Regions from separate parts of the Homo sapiens genome. Here regions 1 and 2 are each linked to region 3. A link is a contact called in ENCODE Hi-C or POLR2A ChIA-PET data. All regions are on one chromosome and are shown on one strand. The core of a region is the stretch at or near the end of the contact, and the rest is flanking DNA. Distances in the headings are between cores, read along the strand shown. Region 1 holds the start of ARHGAP9 (Rho GTPase activating protein 9). Region 2 holds the start of NXPH4 (neurexophilin 4). Region 3 holds the start of ATP5F1B (ATP synthase F1 subunit beta).

Evidence for each region. A loop is a pair of places that touch in the nucleus more often than their neighbours do. ChIA-PET counts read pairs that join two places held with the same protein, here RNA polymerase II (POLR2A). Pooled maps may share reads with other maps.
Region 1: a loop to region 3 is called in a pooled map, with 4 times the contacts of the local background. The contact joins the promoter of ARHGAP9 here to the promoter of ATP5F1B in region 3. A Hi-C loop is called at or near these places in 3 of 37 single-sample maps with no recorded cell type and 12 of 50 pooled maps. POLR2A ChIA-PET finds 5 or more read pairs at or near these places in 2 of 52 experiments (activated T-cell and naive thymus-derived CD4-positive, alpha-beta T cell).
Region 2: a loop to region 3 is called in a pooled map, with 2.8 times the contacts of the local background. The contact joins the promoter of NXPH4 here to the promoter of ATP5F1B in region 3. A Hi-C loop is called at or near these places in 1 of 168 maps with a recorded cell type or tissue (naive thymus-derived CD4-positive, alpha-beta T cell), 7 of 37 single-sample maps with no recorded cell type and 8 of 50 pooled maps. POLR2A ChIA-PET finds 5 or more read pairs at or near these places in 2 of 52 experiments (GM12878 and WTC11).

Annotation. Positions count from the first base shown.
Region 1 is chr12:57,478,209-57,482,157 of GRCh38, forward strand. ARHGAP9 (Rho GTPase activating protein 9) reads right to left here and starts at 1,658. Exons shown (of 18, transcript NM_032496.4): 1 at 1,522-1,658; 2 at 883-1,216; 3 at 332-549. The coding sequence starts at 1,198. RefSeq lists enhancers at 192-241, 1,762-1,811, 1,982-2,071.
Region 2 is chr12:57,214,743-57,219,239 of GRCh38, forward strand. It overlaps NXPH4 (neurexophilin 4), which reads left to right and starts at 2,052. Exons shown (of 2, transcript NM_007224.4): 1 at 2,052-2,284. The coding sequence starts at 2,228. RefSeq lists enhancers at 1-452, 1,450-1,949, 2,097-2,705, 2,706-3,312 and a silencer at 1,615-2,074.
Region 3 is chr12:56,644,674-56,648,563 of GRCh38, forward strand. It overlaps ATP5F1B (ATP synthase F1 subunit beta), which reads right to left and starts at 1,311. Exons shown (of 10, transcript NM_001686.4): 1 at 1,164-1,311; 2 at 498-680; 3 at 108-282. The coding sequence starts at 1,290. It overlaps SNORD59A (small nucleolar RNA, C/D box 59A), which reads right to left and starts at 428; the gene lies at 354-428. RefSeq lists enhancers at 409-1,119, 1,069-1,398, 1,120-1,828.

The sequences.
Region 1 (3,949 bases), core at 408-2,907, 830 kb after region 3:
TTTCAGTGCCTCCACTGCGCCCTGTGCCCTGTCCCCTCAGGGCCTTTGGTACCTACTGTCCCTTCTCACCTCCTACCCAGTTTGCCTCTCGGCTGCCTCTTTCTCCTCCTTGCTCAGAGTCAACTGAATGCCGTGACCTCACAGATGTCTCCCCGCACCACCTCAGCCACTCTCCACCACATTAACTTGCCTTTAGACTTATCAGTAGTACCAAGCGTTATCTTATTTATTTGTTTTTGTGTTTGTCATCCCCAGGGGAGTCCCCTGAAGACAGAGGTGCTGTCTGTCCTGTGCCTAGAACAGGGCCCAGCTCAGAAGAGCTGTGACTCACTGTGCTGGCACTGGCTTCTGACGGCAAGTCTTCCTGGGAGAGGGATCTTCCGCTTGGTCCTTCCTGGAAAGGCTTCAGAAGGCTGGGGCTCAGATTGTCAGTGCTGACGCTCCTACACATTTTGCGGGGAAGTGGAGGAGGCTGCTCCGAGCTAGCCTGAGCCCTGCTTGGGAGGGCCTGAGACAACTCCTCCAGGGAACCATGAAACAACTTCGGCCCTGGAAACAGAAAAGGGGAGGGTGGGTGGCAGGTGATCAGAGGTGTTGTTGTAACTGGGTCCCTCATCTTGGGAACTCACAGGGAAGACAAGAAGGGCAGAGGGAGGATGTGGAAAATGGCATGAGACCTAGAAGCCTTAGGACTAGGAGGACAGGCAGTGGGATGAGGATGCCATGGCGGGGGCAAGAGGTAGGCTGATCAAAGAAAAACAAGAGAAGATGGTTAGCAGAAGCTTGAGGGAGGGGGACCTCCCCAAAATTCCCAGAAGCCAGGGAGGTAGGAAGGTGATGGGAGGTAGGAAGGTGAAGGGAGAGGGCTTAGCGCTTACTCACCAGGAGTCCAGAGCAATTGGCCGGGGATGACGGTAGTTGGACTCTGGGAAGGGATGGATTCCTCTATCATATAGGCTGCTGGGACGAAGATGGGTCGAGAGGTGGAGGGAGCTTCTAGGCGTCTTGCCAACCACCAGTCGGAGTTGGTCTTTCGAAGCAGTAGGAACCTATCCCCTTCAGCCAGAGACACCTGCTGGCCATCTGCCCCAGTATAAGTAAAGGCATAGAGGGCACAGAGCTGGGATCCCCGAGGAGGGCTTCGGGGGCCCAGCCCTAGGATCCCCCAGGAACTTGGCCACCACCGGCTGGATAGCATTGTAGCCAGCACTGTCACCTGTGAGAAAAAGGGACACTGGAGACCCAGAAGGGAATAGGCCTGGCTGTCTCCAGGTAGACAGACATGGTTCTAGGAGCAGTGTTGCAGGGAGGTGAGGACGGGAGCCCTTGAGTTGGGGGAGAGGGTAGAGCAAACAGCCTGGTGAGGATCGGTGACAGGTTTTGGGGGCTGAGAACTCCTGGTGGTGTCTGGTGAGGAAGTATGTAAGTAACATGAGAGAGGATGTGGTCAGCAGGGCTGCATGGCCAGCAAGGCAGGAAATTAGAGGAGATGACCTAGGCCAGTAGTTTTCCTCCAAGTACCTTGTGGGGCCCATCAGAAGATTCAGGAGCAGGAGTTGGTCCTGGGTAGTGGTGGGAGTCTTGAGGTGGACACAGGAAGGAGATAAGAAGAAAGAATCAGGTTCAAGACAGAAACAGGGAGACACAAGGTTAATGACAAAGACAAAAATGTGTGTTATTCTTTATTAAATTTATGCAAGCATCAATGTTTCCGTTACCAGTCACCTCAGACCATAGCTGCGTGCTTCCTGTGCAGACTCAGAGAGACATGGTGACAGAGAAACAGAAAGCCAAATAAATACCAAGACCAAATCAGAGAGAAAGACAAAGTGGGAGAAACACAGAGGGATTCAGAGTTGAAATATCACCACCCTCCCAATCCAGGACACGATTTTGGGAGCTGAGAAGCCTTGATACTGTCCTGTACACACAAGCCTCTTGAGGCAGGAGCTACTTTAGTGTGTGGGTTCATTCATGCTTTTTTTTTTTTGAGACGAAGTCTCGTTCTTGTCCCCCAGGCTGGAGTGTGATGGCGAGATCTCGGGTCACTGCAACTTCCGCCCCCCGGGTTCAAGTGATTCTCCTGTCTCAGTCCCCCGAGTAGCTGGGATTACAGGTGCCTGTCACCACACCTGGCTAGTTTTTTTATTTTTAGTAGAGACAGGGTTTCACCATGTTGGCCAGGCTGGTCTAGAACTCCTGACCTCAGGTGATTCACCCGCCTCAGCCTCCCAAAGTGCTGGGATTACAGGTGTGAGCCACTGCGCCCGGCCTCATTTATGCTTTTATCAAGGATTGATTGAGTGCCTCCTGCGTGCAAGGAGCAGTGTCAGGCACTGGAGATGAGAGAAGGGAATGAGCCCTTTTGGAGCTTAAGGAGAGACAGACCTTAACTAATGACACAATAAACTTAATAATTACAATTGAATCAGGAACAATGGACAAGTAATGCAAGACGCTATGACAGGTAGATAGGGGACTGATGCCAGCTTCTCCTTGGTGGAAGGTGGGAAGTGACCTTCCCTGGATTACCAGCACTTTAAAACCCACACTTCTGCTTCTGCCTTACCTGGCCACTCCTCTTTTCCTCTTCTCTCAGCTTCTCCACTGCACAATGTGAGGCTTTCTGTTTGGGTTTGGAGAGGTGGGTTAAGGAGCGAATGACCCTCCCCACTGGTGATATCAGAGAGCCAGCTCTCTTCCCCTGAGGGCTGGGTGGCTAGTACTGGGCTTCTGCCTCAGTGATCTTCCTAGTTTACTTCACTTCAACACATGGAGAATCCTACCCCTCAACTCTTCCTTCCCACTTCCAAAATAGTGACTAATTTCACCCATTTATTCACTTATTTATTCATTTGGTGTTCAGTGCTTGAATCCACCCTTTTTTTGCCTTCTCTGAAACTCTCTCTCCTATACTTTAGCTTGTTTTTGTTAGCTTCGTCGCATTCACTTTTAAACATATCCAAGTCTCTCCCATCTTTAGACAAACCTCCCCTTACTGGGCTTTCCAGGTACCACCATATATATGTCTCTCTCTCTTTCTTCTTCTCTTTTTTTTTTGAGACAGAGTCTTGCACTGTTGCCTGGGCTGGAGTGCGGTGGCACAATCTCTGCTCACTGCAACCTCCGCTTTCCAGGTTTAAGTGATTCTCCTGCCTCAGCCTCCTAAGTAGCTGGGATTAGAGGCGCCTGCCACTATGCCCGCTATTTTTTTTTGTATTTTTAGTACAGACAGGGTTTCACTATGTTGGCCAGGCTGGTCTCGAACTCCTGACCTCGTGATCTGCCCACCTCAGCCTCCCAAAGTGCTGGGATTACAGGCGTAAGCCACCGAGTCCAGCCTCTCTCTTTCTTTTTACAGTCGAACTTCTTGAGTTGCCTACACTGTAGAGGGGATCTCCATTTCCTGTCCCCTCACTCCGCCACCTTTTCAAAGTCACTCCTCAATAGAGTCACCCCCGACCTTGCCTGAGCATCCTGCAGTCCTTATGCAATCCTTATGTTGCTTGACATCTCAGTAGCAGGCAACACAATTGACCTTTCTCTCCTACAAACACTCTGCTGGTATCCCTCTTACCTTTCTGGCAGTTCCTTGTCTGTGGCATGAGAAATGACCTTCCTCTGCCTGTTCCTTAAACCACAGAAGCCTATCTGAGATCCTGTGCCCTGTGCTTTCTGCATACCCTCCCTGGGTGGTCTTATTCTCTCCCCAGCTCAAATGATTTCCATGTGCTGCTAAGGACTGTATCTCAAGTCCAGATCTTTCTCTGGGGCTCCCATCTAATCCACTGTCCACCAGAAAATCCACTTGAGTATTTCACAGGTACGACAAACTCAGTATGAACCAAACTGAACTTATCACAAACCTGTTTCTCTCCCAATACCACTATTTAGTTTAATATGAAATCAATAAATATTGGCCTGGTACAGTAGCTCACACCTATAATCC
Region 2 (4,497 bases), core at 802-3,301, 570 kb after region 3:
CCTCAAGATCCTGGGCAGAGCGACAAGGGACCCCCGCTGCAGCTTGGAAGGCATACCCCTCCAGTCAGCATCCCCCACTCCGCCTGTCAGGACCTGCTAGGAGAAGGTCCACCAGGAGGCAGTTTCTCAAACTACCCACCCGGGAGGCAGGTGGGAAGCCCTCACCTTGGCCTGAGAGATGGGAAGAACCAGGGACAGAGGCTGAGAACCAGGGACAGAAGCTGATACCGAATGAGAGGCAGAAACCCAGAGGCGGAGAGACAGGGGGACAGAGGCAAAGACCCAGAGACAGGGCGAGTAGTGTGCATGTGTGTGTTTGCACTTGTGTTTGTGCGAGCGCGCACACATGTGTGTGTGTAACTGGAGAGAGAACAGGTGGCCTGAGACTGTAGCTAAAGGAGGAGAGATGCAGTGGGTTCGGCCCCCAGAAGACCAGGACCCTGGTAATGGGCTTCTGTCCTGGACAGCCTACGCCTAGGTGTGCCCACTGTTCCCACCTACTACTGAAGCAGCCCCCGTGCCTGGAACGTGGGCTCAGGGTTCTGGCTCAAGGCCTTTTGGCCTTGAGCCTGAACATTTCTGCCCCTTCCTGCCTCTCTCCTCTCCACCCCCACCCCGGCACCCAGGTTCCTGCCTCCTGGCTTCTGCCTGTCTCCCTGGGTGTCTCTGAATCTGCCTCGTCCTCTCAGCACCGGTCCTTTTCCTGACTCGTGTGTGTGGCTGTCACGTCCCATATCTATCTGTCCATTTCTTTGTATGTGCCCCCACTTGTCTTCTGGGCTGCCAGTGACAGCATACACCTGTGTATGTCTCAGTGTGTGTGTCCACCTCTGTGGGTGTTTGCTCTCTGCCAAGACAAAGAGAGGGTGAGCGCACTGAGCAACTGTCTGGGTGTGCTCGTCTGGGTGCAGGTGTGCTCACCTCTGTTGCTGTGCTCCTCTGTGTGTTGGGGTGCCGCTAGGTGTGCGCCTGTCTCTGTATTTCGCTCTGTGTGCCCTGTCCCCGTGAAGGCATCTGCGTGCATCCCTGGGGTGGGCTCTCAAGGGATGTGTCTGTCTCTCAGTCTCTTTGCTTGTCCCTATCTCTGTCTAGGTGTTGGTCATACCACAACCTCAGCCACAGCCTCAGTGCATAGCAACAGCTGACAGCTGAAACCACCCGGGCAGGAGAGAGAGAGGCAGTGGGGAGGAGGGAACCGAGGAAGAAACAGAGAAGAGGATGGGGGCAGAGAGCTGGGGCTGGGGACAGAGACAAGGACAGAGATAGGGAATGGGGACAAGGATCTAGAAGAGCTGGTGGTGAAAGATGGGACGGCGGGAGGGGAGGAACAGAGACTGCACCAAGAGGCCAGGCAGGCGGCGCTGAGAGGGATTTCCTGCCCAGCCCCCATGCAGAGGCGCACTGGGCCTCGTGGGGGTCAGTGGTGGGGGCCAGGGGCAAAGGTGAACAGCCGGTCTAGCCGAGGGGTCCTGAGACCGCAGAGGTGCGGTGAGGCGGGGACGGGGCGGAGGGCGCCGTTTGTCAGCCCTATTGACAGACGTGATGGGGTTTCCGTCCGTGATCAATGATTCTCATCTCCGGGCCGAATGAGCCGCGGGGCGCCCATCCATCCCCGTCAGCATCGCGCGGCGGCAGCCGCCCGAGGCCCCGCCCGTCCCCACCTCGGCCCCTGCCCTGCGCCTGCCCCGACACACCTTGGCCCTGAACAGGGCAGAGGCCCGGGGCTTGGAGAGCGTCGTCCGGCTGGGCTCCGCGGCGCCCCCACTCCAGGTGCACGGGCCCGGAGCCCAGAGCCCCACGCCCTGCCCCGTTCCTCCTGGGCGCACAGACGCGGCCTCTCGGGGGACCAGTGCCTGAGCCCCTCGACCCCCTCCGCTTCGCACCTGGGCCAGGGGCGTGTCCGGGGCGTGCCGGTGTGAAAGTCACCTTCGGTGCCCCCAGCTGGGCGGGAGGGGGCGCGCGGGGCGCGGCCGGGATTGGAGCGCCGCGGAGCCCCGCCCCCCGCCCGCGGAGTCAGACCCAACTTTCTCCCCCGCCCGCGCCCCGCCCCCAGCGCCGGCTCCGCGCCTCGCGCCCAGTCCGCGGGCCGCGCCGCCGCTCCCGCCGCTCCCGCCGCTCCCGCCGCTCCCGCAGCCGCCCCGCCGCCCGCCCGGAGCCCCGCGTCCCTAGGCCTGGCTCCCGCCTGCCCGAGACCCGCCCAGCCTGCCCCGCTCAGCCGCCAGAGAAGATGCGGCTGCTCCCGGAATGGTTCCTCTTGCTCTTTGGCCCGTGGCTCCTTAGGAAGGTAAGAGTGGCAGGGCTGGGGCGCTAGCGCGGGCGCGGGGTTCCGGGACGCGAAGGTCCCAGTGTGCGAGGGGCTCCGTGCGCCCGCCCCGCCCCCAGCTCCGAGCGTCCCAACTTTGCGCGGCGCGGGGGAAGCGGACAGACAGACTGCCCGATTCAGGACGGGCACTCTCCTAGCGCAAGTTGGCTGAGGCTTGGAGAGGGTGCCGGGCGGAGGTCCCCCTTGCAGCCGACTTCAGGCGCGGCGGGGGAGGGGACGAAGCCCGACCCGCGAGTGCGCCAGACAGAGCGGGAGTGCGAGACAGACAGACAAGCCAGCAGGGTGTCAGCCTTGCCGTCTTTCCGCGCCAGTCTCGCTCGCCTGCCTCACTGTCTGTCTGTCCTTCCACCCCTCCACCCCCGCCTTCCCATTTCTCTTCTCTGCACTTGTCACCATGCCAGGTGGGCTCTGTGTCGGGAGCATCCATGGCCCGAGCACACACGCACACACGGACTCAGGCAGACACGGCTGAACTTGGCTACAGCCAGCCTCCCATCACATTTCCCACGGAGACACCATCTCCCCTGCACGACCTCACAGACACACCCCCCTCTCGTGCCCCACTGAAGGGGGAGGCTGTCTGGAAGGGGAGTCTCTCCTCCCATGCCCTCCCTGCCTCCAACCCCACTCCAAGGCCTCTTTCCCTGAGGCTCTCGGGCGAAGAGCCAGAGGCTAAGGGAGCTCAGACTTGATCTGCCTCCTTCCTGACTTGGAGGCTTCAACCTGCGAACATGCTGTGCTCATATGTGCTGGGTGGAGGGCGTGGGTCACCGTGTGCACCTGTGTGCATGTGTCCAGGGAAGCCAGGCTTGGTCCAGTACTGGGGCCGAGGGTACATGTGTATACTGGTGTGGTGTGTGGTGTTGGCTTTGCATGAGTGAGTGTCAGTGCCTGCCTCACAGTGCAGCCATCTGCCTATGCCCCTGGTGTGTGCCCGCAATGGGGGCCCAGGCCCCAGTCCCCCATTTTCCTTCTACCAGCCTCCCCTGCCTATGGCTTCCCTGTTTTCTGACCCCCAACTGTGACCTACCTAGTTTGGGGGCAGGCAGGTCATTCCCCAAACCCTCATTCTCTGTACCCTCAGCCCCTGTAGAGTCTAGAAGGGGTGTATTTCTTCCCCCAACACTTGGACCTCTGCCTGCTCAGCCAAATCACATTTGGCAAACCCCAGCAGGGCAGGGGCTGCCCCAGTGAAGCTAGCATTAGAGCTCCCTGGCCCTCCCAGCCCCACCTGGTGACCTTGAGGGGCTGCACGGTAGGCAGAGGAGCCCCTCCATGAAAACTGCTTCCACTAGCAGGAGCTTCTTAGGGACTTGCTGCCCAACTCTGTCCTTAGTGAACTGGAGGAGTGGGGGGGGTCTGTGCCCTACCACCCACCCACCCATGTGTGAAGGCCTGGGGTCAAGAGGTGGTAGGTATGGCATTCTCTTGCCCCTCCTTTCCACTTCCTCCCACCTCATCTCCACTCTCCCAGGCAAATAAACTCCCCTGTGGACAGATCTGGTTTAATTTCCTTTGCCCCCTGAGGGGGAATGAAACATCTGGTGGAGACTTGAGTGAGAGTGAGCGTGAGGATATGAGCAATGGGATCTATCTGAGTGTGTGTGTGTGAGCTGCAGCTGTGGGGCCTCCGTGTTGGAGTCAACAGGGAGAGTGGATCTGCTGGTTAGCCCAGCTTATGTGCATGTGAGAATGTGTTTACATGTGTACACACTGCGGGTGTGTGAATATGTATAACTGCACGGGGAGGTGTGGGTATATGAGTGTTTGTGTGTCCAAATACCTGTGTGTGCTTCTGTGCACTTGTGAGTGTGGCGTATGCACATGTATACCCCGGGGTTTCTGGTGCATCTGTGTGCTGGGGCCCATGTGTTGTCTGTATGAGTCTCTGGGGTTTGTGAGTGTGTTTCTGTGTGCTTGTGATTGTGAGTGCATTTGAGTGTGCTATGAGATTGTGAGCCTCAGGATGTGTTTATGTATCTGAGTGTGGCTTATGTGTGTGGGTGCTCAAGGGTGTCTTGGTGCCAGCACTGGGAGTGGGCAAAAGGTGAGGCTGATCCTGGGTAAGAGGTGGCTAGGGGACAGTTTACAGGGCAACTTTTTGGCAACCCTAACCATGAACGGCTGACACCTCTGCCTCTCCCGTCCTGCTTGCTCACCCTCCTCCAGGTTTC
Region 3 (3,890 bases), core at 61-2,560:
AACGTATCAGAAGAAAAATTCTGCTTTAGGAGAACATGTCACCTTAATGTGTAAAACTGCAAATAACAGAAGTTCCTTTGTGCATAGATGCAATAAGAGCAACTTACTGTTTGGTTTTGATGGGACCTCTTTCATCAATAGGTTCTCCAATGACATTCATGATTCTGCCCAAAGTCTCAGGACCAACAGGAATTTTGATTGGTGCACCAGAATCCAGTACTTTCTGGCCTCTAACCAAGCCTTCTGTACCATCCATAGCAATAGTCCTTACTGTGCTCTCACCTGTTAGATACAGGCATCGCAGGGTTATACATAAGGATAAATTGGTATCAAGACCTAAATCGACCAAGACTCCTTCTCAGTACCTAAATGTGGCTTCAGCAAACTCAGAAGAACGAAAGTCATTTTGATAAAATCATCATAGAAGGCAGACAGCTTGGTTTTGGGGATATTTGGGCTACACAAGGTCTTTACTATTCCTAACAAACTCTACTTACCCAAATGCTGGGCCACCTCCAAAACCAGTCTGGTCTCCCTGCCTTGCACTTCCAGGGCATTTAGAATTGGTGGTAGTCCCTCATCAAACTGGACGTCCACCACTGCGCCAATGACCGCCACGATGCGCCCGGTGGCGGCGCCTGCTTTTGGCGAAGGAGATGTTTGCGCCGCATAGTCCCTGACTAACAGACAAAAGATATTGGAAGGAGCTGGGGTCAGGCCAGTTAAAGGTCATCGGAAGCCAGGACTTAACACACAAGGAGAGGAAAACTCAGCCGAAGTCAGGCCTCTTTCCGCTTGTACGGAACGCGTGTCCAAGAGGGAAGGCCGCGCAGCGATCGATAAAGCGCCTGCACAGCCTTCCCATCCGCATGCACAAGACCCCATTTTTCGAGAGTTCAGTACCCCTATTCAACCGGAAGGTCAACGCACCTGCCCGCACCTTTTCCGTCACACAAAGGACTTTATACAAAATGGGACAGAGCTGGGTCGAAGAAACCTCCTATGGGTGTCCCATTCTTGTTCTCCAGCCATTAGAGAGCAAGACGCGGCTCCAGGCATCCTTTTAACACCACGGATCCCTTAGGCCCGAGCTACCATCGTTCCCCGGCTCAAGGTCATGGGGCGGCAAAATGGAACGTTAGCTCCTAGAGAAAAGCACTTACCAGGATGGACCGCCGTCGGAGCGGCCCGCAGTAAGAGCTGAGCTGGGGGCAGCGACGCTGAAGGGGTGAGTCTCCGCAAGGCCCCGGAGGCCGGAGCAGCGGCCACCCGACCCACAAACCCCAACATGGCGTAGTCCGGGTGGAGACTGAAGGCTGCAGCAACCGCAGCCGCCTGCTCTCCTGCCGTTGAGGCGAGGCCTACGCTGCAGTAGGCAGGTCCATTGGGTGAACTGGCTGCTCATCATTCTCTGTGCTGCTTCTACAGGTTAATACACGCTGATCTTCTCATCCATTGGTCAAAACTGGTGCTAATCTGAAACTCCTTTTTTTATTGGACAGTGTGAGGTTAGAGGGCGTCACTCTGAGCCTCAAAACTTAATTGGATCATAGCGACGTCCGTTGGACAGGGTAATCAGAGGAACTACGTTTAGGAAAGGGGCCGAGTTCCTGTTGAAAGTGCGTGGCCTGTCTTTGCCTGTCCTTGGGCTTTCTCCTTAGATAGGTCCTTGATCTAGGTGACAGCCATAGGGGCGGTGGTTAGGGAAGTGGTAGTGCGGTGAAGCACCACTGAAGGTGAGCGTGGCGAAGTCAGGAGCCCTCTTTAGAGCCAAAATAAGGTTTTTCTCTCGAAGTAGTGAGATTGCAAGCTCCCAGGCGATTGCACAGATTAGCAACCTAGACAGGATCTTTATCATTTAAACCTATTAAAATGAAATAAACTAATGTAACCAGTACTTTAGCAGGGCATTGAGGAGACTCAATAATAAGATAAATAAGACTAAGAACCTTCCTTTTAAGGTCCAGGTGAACAAACAATGCAATAATGTGATGGTTCCTGGTTAGCATAAACTGGGTGCACGAAAGACGAGGGGATAAAATTGGGTCACCTAGAGATACAGAATTGTCCACCTTGAAGGAAGCTGAGAGACCTCAGCTATGAAATGTGAATAGAAATTCTTAGGGTAGGCTGGGAGCGGTGGCTCACGCCTGTAATCCCAGTACTTTCGGAGGCCGAGGCAGGTGGATCACCTGAGGTCAGGAGTTCGAGACCAGCCTAGCTAACATGGTGAAACCCCGTCTCTACTAAAAATACAAAAATTAGCTGGGCGCGGTGGCTCACGCCTGTAATCCCAGCACTATGGGAGGCCAAGGCGGGCGGATCACGAGGTCAGGAGATCGAGACCATCCTGACTAACACAGTGAAACCCGGTCTCTACTAACAATACAAAAAATTAGCCGGGCGTGGTGGCGGGCGCCTGTAGTCCCAGCTACTTGGGAGGCTGAGGCAGGAGAATGGCGTAAATCCGAGAGGCGGAGCTTGCAGTGAGCCGAGATAGCGCCACTGCACTCCAGCTTGGGCGACAGAGTGAGACTCTCTAAAAAAATAAAATAAATATATAAAATAAAATAGGCTGGGCACGGTGGCTCACGCCTGTAATCCCAGCACTCTGGGAGGCCGAGGTGGGCAGATCATGAGGTCAAGCGATCTAGACCATCCTGGCCAACATGGTGAAACCCCGTCTCTACTAAAAATACAAAAATTAGCTGGGCGTGGTGGCGGGCGCCTGTAGTCCCAGCTACTCAGGAGGCTGAGGCAGGAGAATGGCGTGAACCTGGAAGGCGGAGGTTTCAATGAGCTGAGATCGTGCCACTGCACTCCAGCCTGGTGACAGAGCGAGACTCCGTCTCAAAAATAATAATAAAAAATAAATAAATAAATAAATAATAAAATAAGTAAAAAGGGCTGGGCTGGGCACGGCCAGCCCAGTAATCCCAACACTTTGGGAAGCCGAGGTGGGTGGATAACTTGAGCCCAGGAGTTCAATACCAGCCTGGGCAACGTGGTGAAACCTTGTCTCTAAAAAATATGTAAAAAAATAAACACACACACACACACACACACAGACACACAATTAGCCAGGTGTGGCATGTGCCAGTAGTCCCAGCTACTGGGGAAGCTGAGATGGGAATATGGCTTGAGCCCAGGAGGTAGAGGTTGCAGAGAGCTAAGATTGCACCATTGTACTCCATGCTGGCTGACGTTGTGAGACCCTGTCTCAACAAAAAAAGAAAAATAAAAAAGAAGAAAAAAAAATTAGGGCTGAAAAAAATCCTCTGGGTTTGGGTTTGGCAACTAGGAAATCATTCCATGGTGGAGTGGGATCAAAACTAATTTCAGTGGACTGCATCAAAACATAGGATTTTGGCTGGGTGTGGTGGCTTACACCTGTAATCCCTGCACTTTGGGAGGCCAAGGCCTGTAGATCACCTGAGACCAGGCTGGCCAACAAGATGAAACCCGGCCTCTACTAAAAATACAAAAAAATTAGTCCGGGCGCGGTGGCTCACTCCTATAATCCCAGCACTTAGGGAGGCCAAGGCGGGCAGATCACCTGAGGTTGGAAGTTCAAGACCAGCCTGACCAACATGGAGAAACTCGGTTTCTACTGAAAATACAAAATTAGCTGGGTGTGGTGGCCTGTAATCCCACCTATTTGGGAGGCTGGGACAAAAGAATCACTTGAACCCAGGAGGCGGAGGTTGCGGTGAGCTGAGATTGCACCATTGCGCTCCAGCCTGGGCAACAAGAGTGTAACTCCATCTCAAAAAAAAAGAGAATATTGCATATTGCCACTGGAGCCAGGCTGGGAATCTTGTGTTTGCCACTCACTAGCTGTCATTGGGCAAGTTATTTAATCTCTTTACATCAGTTTCCTCATCCATAAA